Linked DNA regions of Homo sapiens: regions 2 and 3 are each linked to region 1. Evidence: chromatin loops called from intact Hi-C (ENCODE). Cell type or tissue: endothelial cell of umbilical vein. All regions are shown on one strand. Region 1 overlaps CLCN4 (chloride voltage-gated channel 4). Region 2 overlaps MID1 (midline 1). Region 3 has its middle 150 kb from the start of MID1.

Region 1 (8,000 bases):
ACCATTCAATTACATGCACTCTGTGGCTGCCTTCATGCTACAGTGGCAGAACTGAAGAGCTGAGATAGAAACCACATGGGCCACAAACCTGAAAATATTTACTCTCTGGCCTCTTGCAGAAAAAGTTTGCTGACCCCAGTTCCAGAGCTCTCAGCATCATCTGACTCTGTTGACCACTCCACCCTTCCAGAAACACCTCTTCCCGTGGCTTCCACATCATGCTCTCCTGCTTTCCTCCTCACTCTCTGGTTTGCTCTGACTCCTCTGATCTTTCTGACTCCTCCACCCAACTTCTAAAGGCCATTTCCTCAAAGCTTGACCCTAAACCCTTTTCTCTTTTTATACTATGCTCTCAACCCTGGCAACCTTATTCATATCCTACTATTTACCATTAGGTATAAATGTACATCTCAAGCTATGCTTTTCCAAGCACATAGAGCCCACTGGCTATTACAGAGCCAATCACTACATAGCCCAGCCGTCAGCTTCCGATGCCCACAGCAGACATCACCAATCAATAATAGCACACTCTATTGGATTCCCCTTCACAATTCTTTTGACATGCCCATGACAGACATCACTAATCAATCATGACACACACTTGTGGACCTACCCTCCCAAATCTTTGTAGCAAAGCCCCAGGCAGTCAAAGCCAATGAATGGGCATTGTCAAAGAACACAAGTCTATTTGCCTTCTTGGGTCTACTAGATATCTCCACTTCAGTCCACCACCATCCGACACCGAACTAAAGCATCCTCCTCCCAGCCTCAGCTTCGTCCCAACTGGGAGAGGAACCCACCATCCAGGCACACTACTGTGCAAACTAGAAATCTGGGAAAGCAACCCCCTTCCAGGCAATCCCCATATCCCAGCAGCTCCACCTCTGAAATCTCTCTTGAATCACTGCAGTTTCCCCCATCCCCACTCGGGCTGTCTTTCAGATCACCGTGTTGAAGTCATTGCTGGCTGGACTGCTGCAGGAGCTTCCTCTCTGGTCTCCAGCCTCAGTCCTGCCCCATTCATGGCCTCTCCACACTGTGGTCAAATAGGCTTTCCAAATGCCAGACTGACCTGTGCCACTCCCCTGTGGAAAGCCCTGCCATGGTTACCCATTATTCTTGGGAGAACACCCAAATCCTCAACAGGTCACCCACCCTGACAGCTGGCCCCTCAGATCTCTCCAGCTTCATCTCTTTCCCTCACTAACTCCCCACACCCTGCCCACTCCATGTTCCTGGAATGTGCCACGCTCTCCTACCTGCACCATCTCAGCAAGCACTGCCCTCCCCTCCCATCAGACTCCTACTTATCATCCAGATTCCAGCATTTATATCACCTCCTCTGGGAAGTCTTTCCTGATTTCCTAAGCCTGGGTTAGGTGTACTTCCCTGGCATTCCTGTGGCTGCCTGTCCTTCCCCATCACCACACCTCTCGCATCCTAATATCACAATTAGCTCTCTTTCTCTTTTTCTCCGTGTGTGTGTGTGTGTGTGTGTGTGTGTACTTCCACTAGTCTATAAGTGGTGGGTAAAAAAGGTTTCATTGTTTGGTTTTCATACCACAGTGGGGGGTCAGGCCTGGCATCCAGACCCTGTGTCCACTCTAAGTGGGCAAGGACCCTATCTGTCTTGTCCATTGTTATATCCATGTCAGGTGCATGGTTGGCACTATATATCCATGTTGAATAAAATATTGCAATAAATAAATGAATGAAAAAATCAGAAAACTCAGGTCCATTCATTCATTCAAGGGATAGTTACTGAACATGTACCTACTACACGGCAGTTACTCATCCATGTCTTGGGAATACAGCAGTGCAAAGAGTAGACCCAGGCCCCTGCCTTTGTGTAACTGTACCTGGGACAGGAGAAAATAAGTATATTAAAGGCTCTGTTAAAAAGTATAAGGGCCAGGCGCAGTGGCTTATGCCAGTAGTCCCAGCACTTTGGAAGGCCGAGGTGGACAAATCGTTTGAGGCCAGGAGTTCAGGACTAGCCTGAACAGCATGACAAGATCCTGTCTCTACAAAAAAAAAAAAAAAAAAAAAAAAAAAATTAACCAGATATGGTGGCACGCGCCTATAGTCCCAGCTACTCAGGAGGCTGAGGCAGGCAGATTGCTCAAGCCCAGTCTGTAACGAACCATGATCGCGCCAGAACCAGACCCTGTCTCAAAAAAACCAATTCTATTCCTAGGCATATACCCAAGAGAAATGAAAACATCCATGCACACAAACACTTGAACAAAAATGTTCATAGCAGCATTCTTCAAAATAGTCACAAAGTAGAAAGAACTCAAATATCCATCAATGGATAAGTGGATAAACAACGTGTGGTCTATCCATACAATGGAATTGTACTTGGTAGTGAAAAGGAATGAAGTACTGACACGTGCTACAACATGGACAAACTTTGAACATATTATGCTGAGTAGAATAAGTTAATCACAAAGACCACATATTGTATGATTCCATTTATATGAAATGCCCAGAATAGGCAAATCCATAGAGACAGAAAGCAGGTTAACAGTGGCCTAGGGCTGGAAGGGGGATGGTTGGGGAGCAGGGGCTTGATAGCTACAGGGTATAATGATTCTTTTGGGCATGATAAAATTATTCTAAAATCGACCACGGTGATGGTTGTACAACTCTGTGATACATTAAAAACCACTGAATTGTATACTTTAAATGGGTGAATTATATGGAATGTGAGTTATATTTCAATAAAGCTTTACATACATACATATATACATCCATAGAGCAGGTGAGGGAGGTGAGGCTTACAGAGAGAGGGATGTAATTTTATTGTTTTTTAAATTTTAAATATCAGACAGGTTTGAAATTTTTAAACATGCAATTCAATAATGAAAGACTTGATTCCAAATATACAAATATATATAATTAGTCTAATTAAGTTAGAGATATCATTAGCTATTTCCTGATTTATTCTTTCATTTTAAAATGGACACATAAGATTGTATGTTGTAATCATATACAACATGATGTTTTGAAGTACATATACCTTGTGGAATGGTGAAAACTATTTCCTGATTTAAAGTTGGAAACTGAAACCCAGTGAAAAGAAATCCTACATGCTCAAAGTATTTTCTCTAGATCATGAAATCCTGGATGCAAGCTTGGTTCCGCTTAATGCTAGTTTGCAGAGTCAGCTAAGTAAACACTGCCCCCTAGCAACAGCACGCAAGAACCATAATATTTAGTATTTCATGAGGTCTTTCCACAGGGTCCGGTAATGTCAAATTTAGAACTATCCACAGTTCTTTGTTTTTCCACAGGAAAAACAAAGGCAAAGAGCTCATTATCTTGATTTTTTAACTTTTTAAAACTGACACATAATAATTGTGTATATCAATGTCATGTTTTGATCTATGTATACATTATAGAAAGACTTGATCGAGCTAATTAAAGATCCGATCATGCCGTTATTTTAATGGCAAAAACCACAATTACCTTCGCACCAACCGAATCACCTCCCCAGTTTATTTTTGTGGTGAGATTATTAAAGTCTACTCTTTTAGCAATTTTGAAATATACAATACATGATCATTAATTGTGGTCACCATGCAGTGCGACCGCTCACTAAAGCTTATTCCTCCAGTCTAACTGAAACTTACGCCCTCTGATCAACATCTCTTTCCCCATCCTGTCCCCACCCCTCCCTCTAGCAGCCACCTTTCTACTCTGTTTCTATGACACTGGTTTTATTTTTTTGGACTCCACAGATAAGTGACATCGTGCAGTATTTGAAGAAGAAGGTGAAGAAGATGGGAGGGTCCTGCAGATATCCAGGGGCAAACAGGATGATCACCCCAAGTTTCATCATTATTCATTCATTCACAACCCCCCTACTGCACACCCAATCTTCCTTGCTGATTCTGGTTCTGACTGCGCTTCAGCAGGCCTCAGCTTTCTTTCGTGGTCCAACAGTGACACCTAGCGGTGACTTCTGATAAGCACATGCGGAGATGCTGTGGGCCTACCCATGAGGGGAGTCCGAAGACAACAGCCACTGAGGGGACAGCCGGCCAGGCAGTGAGACCCCAGGTCCTCTCCACTGTTAGTCCAGCGAGGAAGGGGGAAGTGAGTGGGACGTGGCTCTCTGGCTGTCCCTTCAAAGTGCATCCAAATCAAAAGAACACTGTAGTCCCTTCATTTTCAGCATCACCCCATTCTCACCCTCCCATGTATTCCCCTGCTGACGTGCGCATGGGCTCTCCTTTGGCCAGTGGTGCTCACCCCTGGCTGCACATTACAATCACAGAGGGGAGGGGCAGGCTGTATTCAAGCTAGAGGTCCTCTCCAGAGATACTGTTTAAGTGAAGCCAGGGCAGCAGCATATTGTTTTTAATTCCCCCTCGTGAAAGAGCTGATGGAAATCAAGTGGATAATAAAGCCAGCTGGTCAAAATCAGATTAAAGTCAGCCCAGTTGGGCTCCTAGGTCAGTCAATGAATCTAAGCTGTGCCGTTATCAGAACATCTATTCCTGTTCTGAGTTTCTTCATTTACCCTATTTATTTCTCCTTCCTACGAGCCAAGAAAAATGACACACTATAAGGTTTTATCAATCTACTCTAAATAAGGACATCAAAATTCATAGCAAACTCCCACCTGGCCCACCTTCAAAGGCCTTTATAGAAGCAGTCAAGCAAAATTGGTCGTCCAATCCCTTGTGACAATGAAGTCTAATTTCCTGCCCTGGCTGCTGCCAGTACATGACGGGAAATGCCACTGGTAAAGGAAGGACAGGCTTGGAGAAACGGACAGACAGCATCTGTGACTAGTAGGAAAGAACTCCCCCTCTGAGCATTCCTCTTAGCTCTTTACGGAATGCTGAGGCAGGTGAGGGAGGTAGAGCCCTTCCCTGGCAACCAAGCCCCTCCTCCGATGAGCTAGGGAATAAATCAAGATCACCTGGAAACTGAAAGCCCCTGGAATCACAAAACTCTATCTGTGCCCCATTTGTGTTCTGTCCTTCTTAGACCACTTACTACATATATTCTGCCTGTGTTCTAGTCAATTCCCTGATCTGTTCTCTAACCATAACTATTATGTTGTTATATGCAGGGGATTTTTATTAAGGAAACCTCTTCGTCATGCCAAATTTTTTATTCTTAGACATTAACCTTCACAATCTCCTAAAAGGACATAAGTTTCAGGAAACTATTTCCCGGAAGGGCTGGTGCGTTTGATATTAAAAAGACGTGTTTCCCCTCCAGATAGCATCCATTTACTCTGGAAACATCTACTGCTCGCAAACACGGTGTTGGGATTCTAAAAAGGAAAGATGCAGAGTTCCTGAGGGTCAGGATGATGGAGGCCCCTGGGCCTGCCTCAGCTCCCGTGGGTGTCTAGCATGGTGCTGACTGTTGCAGGATGTTTCCAGTTCATCCCAGAGCCTACCAGTAGTAGCAAAAGGCAATCTCATATGACATTTTGTTATTGAAGATAAAACAGTCCCTGATTTTGTTGTCATCTACATAATCAAGAATAACCGAATATAAAATGTGTGCTTGGCTGGGCTCAGTGGCTCACACCTGTAATCCCAACACTTTGGCTGAGGCAGGAGGATGGCTTGAGCCCAGGAGTTTGAGACCAGCCTGAGCAACACAGTGAGACCCCATCTCTATGAAAAAATAACAAAAATTAGCTGAGCATGGTGGCGCATGCCTGTGGTCCTGGCTACTCAGGAGGCTGAGGTGGGAGGATTGTTCAACCCCGGGAGGTGGAGGCTGCAGTGAACTGGCATCATTCCACTGCCCTCCAGCCTGGGCAATGGAACAAGACCGTTTCCAAAAAAAATGTGTGTTTTCAGTCAAATCCGGTATAGTAAGAAAACTCTGCTCTGTGTGGAAAGGCTACCAGCTCTATCGTCACAGCTCTTCAGAAGCCTGTGCCTGAGCTCATGCCTTGGGCATGCCTTATTGATGATGGATTTTAGGTTAAATATACAGCCATGCATTTTGCCCTTAGATATTTCAAGTAATAAATCCCTCCCACAGGGGTAAAAGCGACAAGCGACACGCGCTATATTCCAAATCTCCCAGAGGGTTCGTGTTTTGAGGTTTCGGCCTCTGCAGCTTCCCACGGGAGTGCCGCATGCCCATCCACGTACCCGCCAGCAGGCCGATGAGCAGCATCACCACCCATCCCGACCAGGCATCCAGCAGGCTCTTGATGAACTCCCATATGGACTCCTTGCTCTTGCTGGTGATCTAGAACAAAGCAGATACAGCAACTGATCCGAATGCATTTTCGAATTCATGCTTTTTTCCTTGAAACTGTTTCCTCGGGAAACAGGGTAATTAAGAAAATAAAATGAATGTCATCAAGCAGCTAAATTCCCACTGATGTGATTCTTTCAGTTATGTGCCGCAACGGTACGACGAGCTTTCTAGTTCACAGAGCTATAAAGATGCCACAAAAGTCTCCAAAGAATTCGAGCACACACTCAAATAATTCACTTAATTAAAAAACATACTAAATGTGATTTGATCTTTGATGATTTAAAAGCTATGCTGAAGGGGGACATTGGTTCGGTGTCTCCATTCTGAATATGAGTTACTATCTTAACTTACATTGCTAAGTTTCATTAAAAAGCCTCTTCACACAGACTTCATCTCCTCCTTTTGTTTTCAAGGTTAAATTTTAGCAGCACGAACTTAGAATTAGCTGGCACAGATCACGTCTCCCACAGCAGATGGACTACCTACACACACCTCCCTGTGCTAACAGAATCCTATGCTCCTCTGAGATCATCATTCCCTCACGGCCTTTTAGAGCAGTGGTGGGCAAATGTTTTCTGTAAAGGACCAGAGAGTAAATATTTTGGGCTTTGCGGGCCGGATGGTCTCCGTTGCAACTCCTCAACCCTGCCACTGTAGCACAAAAGGAGTCATAAAAATATGGAAATGGATGGGCATGGCTGAGTTCCAATAAAACTTTATTTCTAAAACAAGGTGCCAGCTGGCTTTGGCCCGCAGGATGCAGTCTGCTGAGCTGTGCTCTAGAGGGAATGCTGCCTCGACCCCACATTCCTGCACTGCAGAGCCAAGAGGCTGCAACATCTTCATGACTGAGCCTGGCTCCCTACACATTCCCCTCCTCCTTTCGTGCCAGCCCTCGTGAGGCGATGTGACATGGTCACACTGTCCATGTCACTCCTCACCCTCGTCTGAAGCAGCTCTCCCCTCACCGCCAGCCCCCATGCCGCTGGCTCGCCTCCTACCTGACCTCTCCATAGAGGGTGACCTTGTGAGCAGGCCCCTACACAACACCCTTTCCATTCACAGGGGACTGCTCTTGGCAGGGTCCCCTCTTGTCACAGGCTCCCCATCTGCCTCCCCTGGACCTGGTAACTCTGGGCACTGCCTGGGGATTTGACTACCTCTTCCCTTCTGTCTCTGCACACCCACGCCACCGTGGCTGTTTCTAAAGCTTCAGCCTCCACTTGCACACAGGGACCTCATTCTCCCCCCGGCCCTTCCCTCACCCTTGAACCACAGAGTTCTCGCCACCTGTGATCACCCATCCGCAGCGCAGCTCAAACCAACGCATCTACACAGAACTCAATGGCCTCCTCCGCAGTCTGCCAGTCCCCCCTTGCTTCCTCTAGGCATCAAAGGCATCATCCTCATCAGGCCAAAGCCTGGTGTTCTGTGACCCCATTCCCCTCCTGGCCCCAGCACCTCCCCTGAATCCCGTCCGTGGCGCCTCAAAATACCTCTCCATCCTGATCCCCTCTCTCCACCTACACATCACTGCCTTCGGTCTCCTGGACTCATTTCCAAGCTTCCTGTTTCTCCCTTTGCAGCGCATCTTTATTGTCTTCTGTGGCTTTCAGCATGAAATGCAAACTCCTCTCCACCGCCAGCATGGCCGTTCCCCACGTGGCCCTGCTGCCTCCATTTCCACACTCATCCCTATCCCTCCCTCTGCAGGAATCCTCCACCAGATCCTCGGAGCTCCCTGAATTGCCCAG
Region 2 (8,000 bases), 410 kb before region 1:
ATTTCACATAATTTTCACAAGTCACAAAATAATATTTAAACAATTTTTTTTTCAACCACTTAAAAATGTAAGAACCATTCTTAGCTTGTGGGCCACACAAAAACAGGCAGAGGCCTGGATTTGGTACATAGGCGGCCTGTGGTCTATAGTTTGCAGAACCCTGCTCTAGGGTAATGACTGAGAAAGGGACTCTACTAATCAGCAGGTTGTTGGGAAGCACGTTACTTACCTTAAGCCAGTATAAAACTTAAAGCAATAATGCTACATTATGTCTAAAGGCTAAGCTAGTGAGAGGCTAAATTATAACACTCAACTTTTTTAGCAAATAATTATGAAGCATCAGCTAATAAGACCTTTTCTTAAGAGTATTCAGAGTATAATAATGCTACCTTGTGTGGTTTGGGGATTTTTATTTTAAGTTAGGGAAGCTATGAATCTCTTGAACTTTGTCCATTAAGAAGTCTGCCAAAGCTGTGAATTTTAAAGCCATGGGAATTTTTCATTGCGCTTGGCTGCTGAATTTTAACAGCAAAGTTATTCATTAAGTCCACATTTAAAAAAAAAAGTATCAACAATGCTTCTTTATACTTTATCTGCATTTGACACACTTCCAGATAGATGATCTTTAATTTGACTAATGAGTGCATCCTTTGTTATTTTAATGACAAGTAATTTACAGAAAGAGAAAAGCTTTTCAACACGCAAGTCTCTTAAATCTGGAATTTAAAGTCCCTGATGTTCAGAAGCAGGAAGCAACAGTTGGTGTAAGACAGGGCCACTAGGACACTGGAAATGCATCCTGGGTAATGAGTGGGAAATACAAAAGGAAGAAAACAGTTGGAAATATGTTGGCCATTTTATATGACACTTTCTGGGTTTATTTTCAGGTTGGAGCACAAGTCAGAAGCTGAAGAACTTGGAGATTTTGGGGAGCATATGTCCCACCTTCCCCAACCCCCAAGTATCCAAATATCCCCTTTGGTTCTATCAGAGAAGTATTAAGATTTATTAATTAGAAGAAAAATTAAAGTTATAAATGTTCAATAGGAACATAAGGAGAATTCAAAAAAATAAAATGTTGAGCTCACCACAGTTTTCAGCAGAAATTTTACTCTTTTTTTTTTCTTTGTTGAGATGGGGTCTCACTATGTTGCTCAGGCTGGCCTCGAACTCCTGGGCTCAAGCGATCTTCCCACCTCAGCCACCCAAAATGCTGAGACTACAAGCATGCCACTGTGCCCAGCTAAATTTTACTCTTTAACTGATTTTTCAATGCATAAATAAATGAATAAGTGGGTAAGTACTTACTGAGGACACAGTTTTCAACCAAACCCTGTAGATACTCAGGATGAATTAAGCATGGGCCCTGCCTTCATGGGGCCTAGGGTTTACTCAACTTTACAGAAAACCCAGAAATATCCTAACAAATGTGGCAACTGAAGAACTTTATTCCTAATCCTAAAACTCACTTTCTTTATTCTCAGAGCAATGGATACAGCATTCTAATGTCAAATCATTGTTTCCATGTTACACAATACTCTAACTGTCAAGGCTAAACCCTGTCTTAAGGAAGGGTGACAATGGCTTTGTTCTTATGATAATAGAAGAGATAAAAAGATTATTTACAAAGCTACAGCCTCTGAAAAATTGGAAGTATTTTATACAAACAACCACCTCAATTCTTCTCACAGTGATATTTAAGTGTTTGTGCGTGCTGGTTTCTGTTATGTGGGTCTTTACCATTTTCATTCCTCCTTGCAGCTCTATGAGTTAAGTATTACTATTATTCTTTTACAAATGAGGAGCATGAGGCCTGGAAAAATTTAAAAACATGCAGAGGTGATAAAATACTGGGAAAGTTTCACATTCAACCATGTCTGATGCTTAATCCTTTTCCTTCTCTTTCCACCATAGCATATGATCATGGCATATCATCACTGTTTCTGTTTCCCCTATAGAAAATTCAGGAAAATTAACACATGGAAGAGTATTCAGACTTTCACTTTTCTTCTTACATAATCTTTGAGCAGCCCATTATAGGAAAATAAGGGCATTGGAGATTTGAAGAGGCAGAATGAACACGTTCTAGATGTAGAAAGAAAAGTTCTAAGCAGGTAAAAGACAACCAGAGTGAAATACACCAGATGGATGCTTGACTTGGAGAAGATGCTAAGCACTAAATAAGCCAGGTGGTAGAGGGTGTGAAAGCGGAGAGCCCTGAGAAATTGATCATTAAGCGGAAGGTGATTAAAATCTTCCTAAGGGACAGTTGGTCAGAGCAGAGGTCAAGAGCTAGGACTTGTCTGGCAAGACTTATTGTGGATTCTTGAAGGGTTAAGAAGTCAGTCAGAGACCCGGGATTGGATACTGTATTTGAACTGATTGTCACTCACCAGAATCTGTGATCTAGGAGACAGACATTGCCAGGATCCCCCCCGTCAGGATGGTCATAGAGAAGGGAAGGTGTGTTCATTTACTATTGCTGCATAGCAAATTAGCACAAATGTACAGATTAAACCAACACCCCATTTATTAGCTCGTGGCTCTGTAGGTTGCAAGTCTGGGTGGCCCAGCTGTGTTCTCTGCTCAGGGTCTCACAAGACTGAAATCGAGCTGTTGGCCAGACGAAGCTCTTATCTGGAGGCCCTAGGGAAGAATTTGCTGCCAAGCTCGCTCTGGTTGTTGGCAGAATTTACTCTCTGGCAGCTGTAAGACTGAACTCCTTGATAGCTATAAGCTGTGGTCCACTCTTTCTAAGGGACATCTGCATTCCTTCTTAAGTGGCCATCTCCAACCTCAAAGCAACAGCACATTGAGTCCTTCACACACATAGAATCTCTCTAAATTCCTCTTTCATCAGTCAGGAAACGTTCTCAGCAGTTAAGGGTTCATGTGATTAGGTCAGGCCCACCTGCATCATCTCCCTTTCTAACATCAACTGTGCTCTGTAACACAACACAATCCAAGGAGTGATGTCACATTCACAAGTTCCAGGGCTTCAGGTGGACATCTTTGGGCTGCCATTTTAGAAAGTCTGCCTACCACAGAAGGTGATGAAGAATCTCAGCTCCTGCCTTGCTCCTTGGTGAGCTGTGTGACCTGTAATAACAGCAGCTTTGTGGAAAATTGGCCCACCCTTTCCTAGGGTTAAAGGGCCAAAGCGAAGTTTTGTGACTTTTTCTTCCTCTTCTGACACTGGCTTCTTCCTCTAAGGAAATCTGCTGCTTTTGGTGTTCTCTTCTTTCCTTCACCATCTCCTGGTGTTGGTGCCAAGAAGCACTGGAAGGCAGGTGGTCCATCAATTTAGGGCAACTGAAGGTTTTGAGATCAAGGCATACTGGAGGCCCAGACATCACAAGAGGGCAGCACAGAGCAAGAGCTGATAAATGTTGAGATGCAGACTTAGCAGGCCCTAGCTCTTTCTGAGATGATGTGTTCATCTGCCCTCAAAACATCCTCTCACTCAACATGTGCCTCCTAACCCAGACCCCAAGGAGTCTTTAGTAAGAACATGGCAGATATCACATGTGCTGACCATGGGGTTATCACAAAACATTAACTCTCCAAAAATCTGCTGCTTGGAACCTTGGTTTCTGCAACTAAGAAATGAGTTAAAAATGTATTCAAGGTTGATAAATTTAAAATGGAAAAAATCATCTTCTGAACTCTAGCAATATGAAGGCCACTTTTTACAAGTCTGATGCTGTAGTGCAGTGTTTACAACCTATTTTCATTTTCAACCCCCTGTCACAAGGAGCCTGTTGAAACATTTTTTGCTAATTGCTCCTTGCATGAAATTTTAATACCACAAATATAGTATAAATCTATTTATGTATATCTGTGCTTTGTGCATAAAAAGAGTAAGGTTTTTTGTTTGTTTGTTTGTTTGTTTGCCACTGAGAACTAGTTTTCTCGCTCTTGGGGGCAATATTGCCCCTATTGACAGTGCATGTTATAATGGGGAAAAATTGCTAACATTTTAATATTTAGTAAATCTTCAGCTTATATAGTCTATTTGATTTGGAAGGTGGCTGTAATACTTTAGTTGTACTAAAAGGTACTTGAAATTAATCTTGAAAAGTCAGAAGAATCTTTACACATGAAAAATCACCCAATATATTATATTTAAAATAACAACTTGCAAAACAAAACGTAAAGTCTGATCCCATTTTTGTGGCTAAGAGGTACAGAAAATGACTAGAAAGATCAACCTGTGGAATGTTGCTTCTTTGCGGTTAGATCCTTCTATAGGTGTTTTGCTCTTTGGGAATGTTATAAATATTCACCAATATACATTATACATATGTATAATAAATACATATTATATTCATGTCAAGAAGAATACTATTTAAAAAGTTAGCCATTCTCTCTCTCTCTCTTTTTTTTTGCCTTCAACATTTAGGATTAATGGGCAGTATAAATTCAATCATTCACATGTAGCAAAAGGAGAAATATTTCACATGGCCCATTCATGACTCCTTTAGATCTCTAGAGGGCTTCAAGCCTCAAAGTTTATTGTTGCATTCTTCTTAATTCTGGTTGAATGCATGTACATTATTTTCTGCAAAGAAATACCACCCACTAAAGACTGTTCCTTCTCTTCTAACAGGGTTTTGGTGTCCCCAGGGCTCCCTTAGTCCTATTTACTTTGGATATTTCAGGAGTTACTGTAGGTTTAACTGTGGTGAGTCCTTAAGCCCTCTTTTTAAATTCATAAACTGTCTCTAATCTTAGCAAAATGTCAGGTTACACTTTTGAGAGGTTTGGGAACTTGACATTTTGTAGCCCAGTTGGGGTGTAGGCTGCTTCTATTCTGAGCACCTTGTTCCAATTTATGTCAGGAGGAATTATATACAGGTCAGGGCTGGGAGCAGGTTATAATTAATGGGGTGGACAAGTGGATTTTTAATGTTTCATAAAATAAAATGGAAATCACATGTTCTTGGAACTGTTGTATGTTTTAAAATATTTACATTTATTCTAGTAAACATTAATTATAACTGATATATTTCTCCTATGAACTCGCTAACTGTGAGGTCACAAGCCATTGTTCACTGAGTAGAAAGAATGGGTGACAAGCTAGTTACAAGAAAAAAGACAGTACTTGGGCGGGTATCGGTGAGTGAACTCGTGGAAGTAATCCAGTCTTAGGTCTTTCTCCTAATTTTCTCTTATGTTTAAAGCACCCCCTTGCCAATATGATCCAGATGTCAGTCCTTCTAAGACAGAACTGGGAGGGTTTAGCCTGTGAAATTTCTGAATAGCTCCTGGTGAAGAAGGAACACATGACCAATGTTTAACTATTTGTCTTTTCAAAATTAAAGTTTAGAAGTAGTTGAAATACTGCCAGAATCTACAGCGTCCACGTTTTATTCATATTAGTTTATCAAAAATTTCCAATTCCTTGAAGCTGTAGCAGCAATATGTTGCTGAGGAAAGAAATTTTTTTTAAAAAAAATTTGTACTTATAATTGACACCTAATAATTGTACATATTTATGGGGTACAATGTGATGTTTCAGTACATGGATACACAGTATAATTATCAGATTGGGGTAATTACCACATCCATCATTTTAAGCATTTATTATTTCTTTGTGGTGACAACAGTCAAAATATTCTCTTCTAGCTGTCTTGAATATATATTACATTGTTATTTGCTGTAGTCACCCTACTGTGTGATAGCACATCAAAACTTACTCTTCTTGTCTAACTTTGTGTACCTATTGACCAATCTCTACCCGTTCCTCCCTTCCCCCATACCCTCAGCAGCCTCTGGGAACCACTGTTCTACTCTCTACTGCTATGAAATTGACTTCTTTAGATTCCACATATGAGTGAGATCATGTGGTATTTATCTTTTTTAATGTTTTTAAATTTTATTTTATTTTATTTATAATTTGAATTTTTATTTTAGATTCAAGGGGTAAATGTGCAGGTTTGTTCCATGTAGTAATTGTCTTCTGTGCCTGACTTATTCCACCTAACATAATGTCCTCCAGGCTCATCCATGTTGCCAAAAATGACAGGATTTCATCCTTTTTATGGCTGAATAGTATTCCATTGTCCTAATCATCCCCATAAAGAAATATATTTTCTTTATCCTTTTGTCTGTAGATGGGCACTTAGGCTGATTCCATATCTTGACTATTGTGAAGAGTGCTGCAATAAACATGAATATGCGGGTGTGTCTTCGACATAGTAATTTCACTTCCAGAAAGAGATCTTTAAGAGTCAGAAAAACCCAGATTCTAAACTGGTCTCTGCCATGTGCCAGTTGTGTGGCCCTGGAGAAGATGCTTTAACTCTGTGTCTCAGTTTCCTCATCTGCAGAAGGGGGAAAATGATACCCACTATTTAGGGATTGGGTAGGGATTAGACCCAATTTGTATAAAGTGCCTGGCATATTGTAGGTATTTTTTTAAATGCCAGTTATGGATATATGAAGGAAAGCTCCAAAAAATGAAATTCAAAGGAAGCCTTATGTAAATTGCATCACATGTCAACCATTTGGGTGTTAGGAATATTGATGCATTCTTTATTTTGCCTAGAATTCATCACTCCCTAAATAAATATTATTTCCATTAAGTCACCAAATTTTATATATATTCTTTGTCTTGTATGGTGAAGAATTAATACAAGTGCGCTACTCTATTAGGGTATAACAGTTACCTAAGTAATGTATCATGAGACCTTTTTGCCCTTTTCTAAGGAAAATAAGTATTTATTGGAAGGACAACTTCACACACAGTCAGCAGGTAATAATCCGCAGTACTTCCCAATGCTGCTTCTATGGGCTGGAAGAGTGTTTGGTGGTTCTATATGGCACAGGGCTACTTGTCCATACCCTTGACCCAAGGATGTCACGTGCACCCAATCAACCTGGAAATCACTGTGGTGACAGAAGTTGGGGCCCAATCACCCTCAGGGCCTTGACACTGATTTTGAGTATACCAGTTTGGAAAGTCTCTGCAGAATTCCCCAAGACATTAAGTTTATAATATCCCTTGAGGGGTCCTTAGAAAGAAAAAGTGCCTATGTTTTGGTGTCATTATCGTTCTTCAGGGCAAGGCTTGGTGAAAAGATACTGAGAGAAGACAGTACAGATAGAAGGACAAAGCGAACAAAAATAAGGACCCACTGATTTTATCTTTGCAAGCTCTAAACTGAGTTACAGATTGAGATCTAAAATATATACTCAATACATGCATCCTCAAAATGTTCTTCACACATTTGTGCCCAAGACATAGTAGTTGATAATATTAATACATAAATATATATACACACAGATATATATGCCTTACAATACAGTCCTATTTTTAGTGTGTAACAACTGTACTATTTTCAAAATAGTCATCGGCACAAACACCAGTACCACGGCTAAATCTGACATTATTGATCTTTTCTCCCTCTAAGAATATCTTTTGTAGGCCCATAAGTGAGAGATGGCAGATCTCCTGAGCTTCATTCAGTCCTTTATGGAAATATTTATGAAAACCCTACTGTGTGCTCAGTAGCTATCAGAGTTCTTGGCATATAAAAGATTTCAAAATAAATTTGCCTAGTATTGCTTTGGGGGATGAGGACTTGGTGATATCTTCCTCTCCCCAAAAGAAAAAGTGGTGTGTGTGTGTGTGTGTGTGTGTGTGTGTGTGTGTGTGTGTCAGAGGGACAGAGACAGAGGTAGAGAGACAGAGTGTGAGAGTGTGTGGGTATTCAGAGAGAGAACATGAGTCCCAGTCTTATCCTTATCTTCCCTCATACAATGCAAGCTATTTGGAATTGTAGAGCTGGAAGTGATCTTAGCTAACATTTTCCCAATCTCCTACCCAATACAGGAGCGTCTTCTACAATAACCTTCATCAAAGGGTGGAACGCTAAAATGTAAGACTAGAGGTCTCTTTTTGTTGGGCAATAATTTGATTCAATTATGGTGTCATTATTTGGTAACTCAGGTGGCACAGTATAAATTTCTGTGGGAAATTGGAATGGGGAGCCCAA
Region 3 (8,000 bases), 580 kb before region 1:
CATTTAGAACTACATATTTCATTATCAATAATCATATCAGAATTACTTTTCAGTTTAAACTAAATTTTTAAAATATTTTAATGTACTTTCATTTACAGTTATCTTTCAGCATTTTTAGAAGTTTTAACCAATTTATTTTTTTAATCCTTCAAGTCCAATTTCATACTTATAGTTAATATATTTTAAAGATGAGCTACCACTCATTTAACCCTTCATATGTCCCTTCTGGCCTTCCAAACTCCCTTTTCACTACTTTATATGATTTTACCTCTCATGTCAAATCATTCAACATATCTCACCTACATATGTATTATACATATATATTTTTTATTTATACATATATGTACAGATATATAATCAAATCATATGATGGAATTGTTTTAGCAATTTGTTGCTTTTTGCTTTTGAATTTAAATTTAAATATTTAATATAAATTTTAACTCAATTGTTATTTAAATTCTTATTTATTTGATCTATTTTTGAATTTGTATTTAAAATTTTACTTGTACTTATTTAAGTTTAATTTAGTTTAATTTAATTTCTATTTAATTTTTTTTCATTTTTTAAAAATTTTTTATTTCCATGGGTTATTCAGGGAACAGGTGGTATTTAGTTACATGAGTAAGTTCTCAAGTGGTGGTTTGTGAGGTTTCAGTGCACCCATCACCCAAGCAGTATACCCTGCACCCAATTTGTAGTCTTTTATCCCTCACCCCCTTCCCACCCTTTCCCCCTGAGTCCCCAAAGTCCATTGTGTCATTCTTATGCTTTTTGATCCTCATAGCTTAGCTCCCATTTATGAGTGAGAGCATACAATGTTTGGTTTTCCATTCCTGAGTTACTTCACTTACAATAATGGTCTTCAATATCATCGAGGTTGCTGCAAATGCCATTAATTCACTCCTTTTTATGGCTGAGTAGTATTCCATCATATATATGATGAAATAGATATATATACACACACACATATATACATATATATACACACACACATATACACACACACCCCACACTTTATTTATCCACTACTTGATTGATGGCCATTTGGGTTGGTTCCACATTTTTGCAATTGCGAATTGTGCTGCTATAAACATGCGTGTGCAAGCATCTTTTTCGTATAATGACTTCTTTTCCTCTGGGTAGATACCCAGCAGTGGGATTGCTGGATCAAATGGTAGTTCTACTTTTAGTTCTTTAAGGAATCTCCATAGTGGTTGTATTATACATTCCCACCAGCAATTTTTATTCCATTTAAACATTTAAGTTTTAAAATTTTTGGATTGCTTAATATACTAGGAAATGACTAATAATCAATTAAAAATAGATAAATGTGGCCGGGCGCGGTGGCTCATGCCTGTAATCCCAGCACTTTGGGAGGCCCAGGCAGGCGGATCACCTGAGGTCAGGAGTTCAAGACCAGCCTGGCCAACATGCTGAAACCCGATCTCTACTAAAAATACAAAAAAAAAAAAAAAAAAAAAATTAGCCAGGCATGGTGTCAGGCGCCTGTAATCTCAGCTACTAGAGAGGCTGAGGCAGGAGAATTGCTTGAACCTGGGAGGTGGAGGTTGCAGTAAGCTGAGATTGCACCACTGCACTCCAGCCTGGGCGACAAGAATGAAACTCCATCAAAAAAAAAAAACATAGATAAATGTGAAAAAATAGAAAGCGTCGTTTAAAACCATCCAGACAGCAACAGAAGAAATTGAAAAAATCCTGTTACATATAAATACCAATTTGAGGGGATGCAAAAATAGTTTTCCATATGAGAAGTTTATACTTCTCTTTTGCCAGACTTTTAGCATTTTTAGGATTCTTCTGCCTACTCTTAATTTACCTTATTTTGAGAAACTATATATTAGTCACTAAAATACAACATTCCACTTAAAACAATTAAACCTACAATAGGTAGACTCAGTGAATTTGGCTTCTTGCAACATTTGCTTTTGTCCAATTGGCTTCCTTGCCTGAAAGCTAGGTAGAAATCCTACTCTAAGGCTTTCAAGTATAAAAAGAATCTTTTTTTTTTTTTTTTCTTGAGACAGAGTCTCTCTCTCACCCAGCTGGAGTGCAGTGGCTCGATCTCGGCTCACTGCAAGCTCCGCCTCCCGGGTTCACGCCATTCTCCTGCCTCAGCCTCCCGAGTAGCTGGGATTACAGGCGCCCGCCACCACGCCCGGCTAATTTTTTTGTATTTTTAGTAGAGACAGGGTTTCACCGTGTTAGCCAGGATGGTCTCGACCTCCTGACCTCGTGATCCACCCGCCTCAGCCTCCCAAAGTGCTGGGATTTACAGGCGTGAGCCACCGCACCCAGCCAAGTATAAAAAGAATCTTAAGGAAGATAGTTCTGAGCCACTTTCCACAATTTTAAGAACAGATAAAAATAAATAGCTAATTATAATAAAATGAAGAATTTAGAGGAGCTGTGCAGATTAATTTCCCTCATAAGGAACACGAATATGAGGCACATGATTGATGAAAGGGACATTTCTCCTGGGTCTTAAAACTAATGGACTACCTACGTAAACACTAGCCTGTGATGAGTTTAGTCAGAAAACTATAACATATTTTTCAATAGGTGATCTTCCAATGAATAGATAAACTTTTGCATGCCTTCTTAAGATGGTAAAATTAGTTCCCTGGTATATACACTGGACTCACCTTCTGCATTGCATCACCTCTCTGAGATTTGCCCAATTTGGGGTCCAAAGTGCAAATGACCTCAGTCCCCTCCCAGAACAAAGGACTCAACAACTTGGCATCCCTCTGAAACACAGAGTGAGGAGCCAGTGAGTGAAGCCATTGTGTGAAGCAGGTCCTCAAAGACTAATTCAATTTGAAGAAAGAAAATTAAAAACAGGATAGAGTGTTACATGAATGGGATCAACCTTAAGATCCTTCTTCATAAGCCAAATCTCACTGTTTTTAGTGTGTTCTCCACATTAATTCATGTAGCAGTGGCAACGTGCAGTTTGCAGTCTGAGGGAAGAGATGAGGGCGGACCCTGGCTGACATGTTGCCATAGAGATGACATTTGAGCTTCTTTGGAGTGGCGAATCTGATTAGTCAGTTCAGCGTTTCCCCTCATTTCACTTCATTACACAGGAAAAGAAACTCCTAAAAAGACTGTTTCATGTGTATTTGTATTTGATTAAAATATAAATATTTTTCCTGCCAATTCATGGAGGGAAATGGCAGGACAGTCAAAAGCTCAGCAGTATCATCTCAGCTAAGAGCTTACACAAAAATCCGTTTGCCCTGATGCCACAATGAATTGAAACATGAAACCAACAAGTAGAAACAAACAGCATACTTCATGCTAGAGTAGTCGTCACTCAATTATCCTTGCCTCCTTCTGTCCAGGCGGTATGAAGCCTCGGTGCAGGATTCAAAGTCTCCAGATATTTGCCTTGATTTGTTGGCCAGCTTTAGTTAATCTTTTTATTGAAAAGAACAGGAGTGGGAAAAGAAAATGAGGGAGTTAAACGTAATCTTTGTTTGCTTAGAAATGTGTTTGTTGATGGCCAAGCCAAATTGAAGGTATTTTTCAGTTCTTGTGTGCTTCTTTGAAGAAAAGAAAGAAAAAAATGGGTCCCAGTGGAAATGGGAAATGCTTTCTCATAGAAGGAGCTTTGCCATCTCTGTGTTTCCGAGGGCATACAACAGTCTCAAGGCACAGAGGAAAGAGTGAGGACAGAGCTTGCTTCTCCCATGTCTCCCATCTAATGCCTTTGTTTGGTGGCCCTGATTGAATAACACGTATTAGTAAACAGCCAGTAGATGGCACTATATGGTTTACTGCCACATAGAGAGCCTACTGGGCTTTTTTTTTTGTTTGGGGTTTTTTTGTTTTGTTTTTTGTTTTGTTTTAAGGCGGTAGGATAAAGAGGGTTTAGCTCTTATTTTCAGCTTACTAGCCTAAGAGCTATCTGACTATCAATTCTGGCTGTTATAAAGTGCCATCATGGGTTATTTGGATACATTTTCTAAATAGGCAGAGCAGGAAAGAAAAAAGTAAAGTAATATGCCTCTTTTAACAATTGCATGTCATGATATTGTGTAGCATAGTCTTGGTATCATTTTCAAGTTTTTGTAAACGATAGAAAATTAGACAAAAAAAGTAGATTCCACACTTTCATGTCCCCTCCTACATGTGTGCACACCCATTCACACATCACTGTTGGACAGTTCTCAGAAGTTTGTTGTCTCCATATACTTTGTTTTGTGGCACCCCATTACTCATTTGCTCAAACAGAAAAGGAATTCATGGAGGTTTGGAGCCGTTGTTATATAAAAACTGGCAAATATGGTGGAATATACCCTAAGAAACTAACAGAAGGGGAAGAATATATAAATAACCCTGCCGGAAATGTCCTCCAAAGTTTATGCCCTGGATGGAGAGTTAACACTGCCCCCAAGGACCAGTCCTGGCCATTTCACCACTGGGGAAAGTGTTCTTTCTCTAAAAGTGAGGAGGAGAGTGAGGGTCCTTTCAGAACTAATATTCTTGTATTCTGTTGAATGGTAACTGAGCCCCCATTGTTTTATCTGCCCAGAGCCATAAAGTCCTTTGTCCTAGAGGTAAATGAGGCATGCAGAGTTGGCTCCAGAAATCATGTGACTTTGGAACCAGTGACACAAGATGATAAGATAGGGACTGATTCTATATCCTCAGCATCCTACTGCACATTGAAAGTGACACGCCCTTCTGACACATCACCTTTGTTTAATGAGAACATTATTTCTTGATTGCCAAAAGACAAATTTAGCTGTTATTCATAATTTTTTAAATGTCTAAGACTGGCATTCTTATTTTCTTGTTCTTTTTTTTTATTTAGAAAGGGCTATTTACAGTTATATAGCCTTTAAATCTACATTAATTTATTATGATTATAAAATCAAGATTTTCCTCAAGCTTTTAAGTTCAACTTAAAAAAAAGTTTCATTTTTCTGCTTATATTAATAATACCAGTATCTTTTATATATAATAAAAACAACTCGTTTCACAGAGGGTTTTGATTAGAGTTAAATTTGAACTGAACAATTTAAATTCAAACAATTGCTCTCATTTATAAACTTAATTAGCAAAAATTCTTTATACATGTTAGTGTACATTTATAAAGTCAATATATTCAGTTTTCTGTTTAACCATTCAAGTATCTGTCTAGCTGGGCAAACGTACAACCCACACAAGCAAATTCTTTCTAGAAACGTAAACAACTTTTATAAATCTAATAAATACATTGATTTATTCAATAAATATGTATACTTAATTTCATTACTATTTAAACATTAAATATTTCAATTTATTACCATTAAAACTCTTAAATATTTAGATTTTGCCATTTAAACTTTTAAGTCTTCTAGCTTATTAAATGTTTTAAATATTCATACTTATTGAGAGAATTGAAAGGTCACTTAAAGAGTCCAGTATTATTTACCAAACAGTAAAATCCTGTTATATTTTTCAACTTACAATCACAAGCCTAAAATCAATTTCACATTTAAAATTGAAATCAAGGCCAGGCGCAGTGGCTCATGCCTGTAATCCCAGCACTTTGGGAGGCCGAGGCGGGTGGATCACGAGGTCACGAGATTGAGACCGTCCTGGCTAACATAGTGAAACCCCGTCTCTACTAAAAATACAAAAAATTAGCTGGGCGTGGTGGCGGGCACCTTTAGTCCCAGCTACTTGAGAGGTGAGGCAGGAGAATGGCATGAACCTGGGAGGCGGAGCTTGCAGTGAGCCAAGACCACACCACTGCACTCCAGCCTGGTGGAGCAAGACTCCATCTCAAAAAAGAAAGAAAGAAAGAAAGAAAGAAATCAAAAGGCTAATACATTTAATCATTTGACAAATATTTATTGACTGAATGAATATGCCCATTTTCTAATGAGCCAAAATCTCTTAAACATTAAAAATGTTTTCAATCACATACCCAGTTTGTCCCTATGATTACTAAATGTCTTTCTAAATTTAAAACAAAAGAGTTAGCCCTATGAAATTCATTTATTGCCTGCATTGAATTTCCATTACAGGCTGACTGAGGATGCTAACATGGAGCCTTATGGGTTAGATGCTTAGCCTAAAATGTGGGACATAGAGGCTGCTCTCACCCAGGTTGTGTGCCCTGAGCCCCAGAAGACATCTTCGTTTTAGCGTCACTGTGTCAACATGTGAGTCCAAATCCAATTATTTACCCAACTATTTTTCTTTTTTTTTTTTTTTTGAGGCAGGGTCTTGCTCTGTCACCCAGGCTGGAGTGCAGTGGCATGATCATGGCTCACTGTAGCCTTGACCTGCTGGGCTCAAGCAGTCCTCCCGCCTCAGCCTCCTGACTCAGGCACATGCTACCACACCCGGCTAAGTTTTATACTTTTTATGGAGACGAGGTTTCACCTTGTTGCCCAGGCTGGTCTCAAGTTCCTGGCCTCAAATGATCCTCCAACTTCTGCCTCCCAAAATGCTGGGATTACAGGTTAAAGCCACCATGTCCAGCCCTACCCAGTTCTTTAATCTGATTTGGGTTGAAATAAGTCAGCTTTCTTCTTATTGTGTTTTTGGCAAAATATTTTAAGAAATTTTGATTCTTCTCATCTGCCTCTAAATATAATTTGAAGTCATCCCATTGTATTCTGAAGAAATCTCAAGTCCTTGTTTGGTTTGGTTCTGTGTCTGCATGGAACATTCCCACATGACCACATCAGCCGGATCCTTGGATATGTTGCTCCTATAGGGAGGCTTGTGCTCTCCAGTTCACCATAGACCACCACCCCCAGCCCCACCCTCCAGGCCAGGCTTGGCGATTATCCTGTGCATTGTAGGTTGCAGGATCTGTAGTAGTCCCCTACATATCCTCTACCCACTAAATGATGGTAGCACACCCTCTCCAGTTGTGACAAAAATTTTGCTCCTGGTGAGCTTGAGATGACCAACTGTCTGCCCAAGACAGAGGCAGAGCCGATGGGGCCTTTGTGGCACGATTGTTGGTCTTTTTCTTATGTCCCATCAGTACCCTCAGGGCTGCACCCTGCCTGTCTCCCCTTGGGTGTTTGAGTGTATTCTCCCTGCTCAGACCCTAAGGCAAGAGGTTCTGTTTCTGAGATTTGAGCTTCATTTTGGTTTTGGTTCTTTCTTTCTTTCTTTCTTTCTTTCTTTCTTTCTTTCTTTCTTTCTTTCTTTCTTTCTTTCTTTCCTTTCCTTTCCTTTCCTTTCTTTCTTTCTTTCTTTTTCTTTCTTTCTTTTCTTTCTTTCTTTCTTTTTGTCTTTTAGCATCCATGATATTAGACAGCATACTTCCTAGATGAAAGAGTTTTGTGTCAGCTTTTAGCTTTTTATTAACAATTGTTACACAAATTCTGCTTTTAAAAACATCCGTTTATTTTCATATGGTATTGGGAAGTGAGCTTTTAAAAACAGTGATGTTTCTGCACATGCTTATTGTTCAAACCAGGACTCCAGTTTCACATGAATTTTTTGACTCACTCTTTACATTAACAGTGATAAACTAGAATTTTTAAAAAGCCCACATTGGCAACATTTTTGGCTATAATGGTTTAAAACCAAAAATAATAAAAATATGAGCAGTAAAAGAAAAGAGCCTTAAAAACTGTGAATACAGACAAGCTAAAAGATGAAAGGAAACCCCATGGCTTGATCAATCGCATGCTACATGATAAATCATTTCTTCTGGAAGACAGAAGGAACCTGCATTGTGCCTCACAAGAGGAATATACTGCAAAGTCTAGCTTTATCTCTGAATACCAGCCTTTGAAATTAAGTACAGATTAAATTACACCATAAAATCAATGTCACACTGTGAGATTGCTGAAACCCATCTTGGTAAATGAAACCTTTTTAATGATGAAAACCTGGAAAAAATTCATCTTGAGCTAGTTCACTCTGCAGAAGGCTTAATGCTATCATGGAGGTCTTCACAAGCCATTCTCCAACATCTGCACACCAAACTGGGCTCACACATGAATACTTCTTTAGCA

The links. Hi-C counts contacts between places; a loop is a spot of excess contacts. Peaks named below come from ENCODE experiments on the same cell type or tissue, not always from the same donor. Only the 100,000 strongest peaks of a DNase experiment are listed, where the experiment ranks them.
Region 2: it touches region 1 in a loop (16-fold over the local background); 10 of 110 quality-filtered maps call a loop at or near these places.
Region 3: a loop joins it to region 1, with 14 times the contacts of the local background. A loop is called at or near these places in 8 of 110 quality-filtered maps.

Annotation. Positions count from the first base shown.
Region 1 is chrX:10,185,749-10,193,748 of GRCh38, reverse strand. It overlaps CLCN4 (chloride voltage-gated channel 4), which reads right to left. Exons shown (of 13, transcript NM_001830.4): 4 at 6,135-6,234. Among named protein-coding and RNA genes, the nearest start is that of CLCN4, 33 kb to the right of the region's middle. RefSeq lists a silencer at 3,869-3,998. In endothelial cell of umbilical vein, CTCF peaks have their summits at 3,216 and 3,956 (motif pointing left); DNase peaks (open chromatin) are centred at 3,188 and 3,928; H3K27ac peaks cover 1,234 bases.
Region 2 is chrX:10,593,426-10,601,425 of GRCh38, reverse strand. All of the region lies in intron 1 of MID1 (midline 1), which reads left to right. Among named protein-coding and RNA genes, the nearest start is that of MID1, 23 kb to the left of the region's middle. In endothelial cell of umbilical vein, a CTCF peak has its summit at 3,330 (motif pointing right); a DNase peak (open chromatin) is centred at 3,365.
Region 3 is chrX:10,765,141-10,773,140 of GRCh38, reverse strand. It overlaps a transcript of MID1 not described here. Among named protein-coding and RNA genes, the nearest start is that of MID1, 150 kb to the right of the region's middle. RefSeq lists a silencer at 3,759-3,808. In endothelial cell of umbilical vein, a CTCF peak has its summit at 3,799 (motif pointing right); no DNase peak of the experiment used is centred here.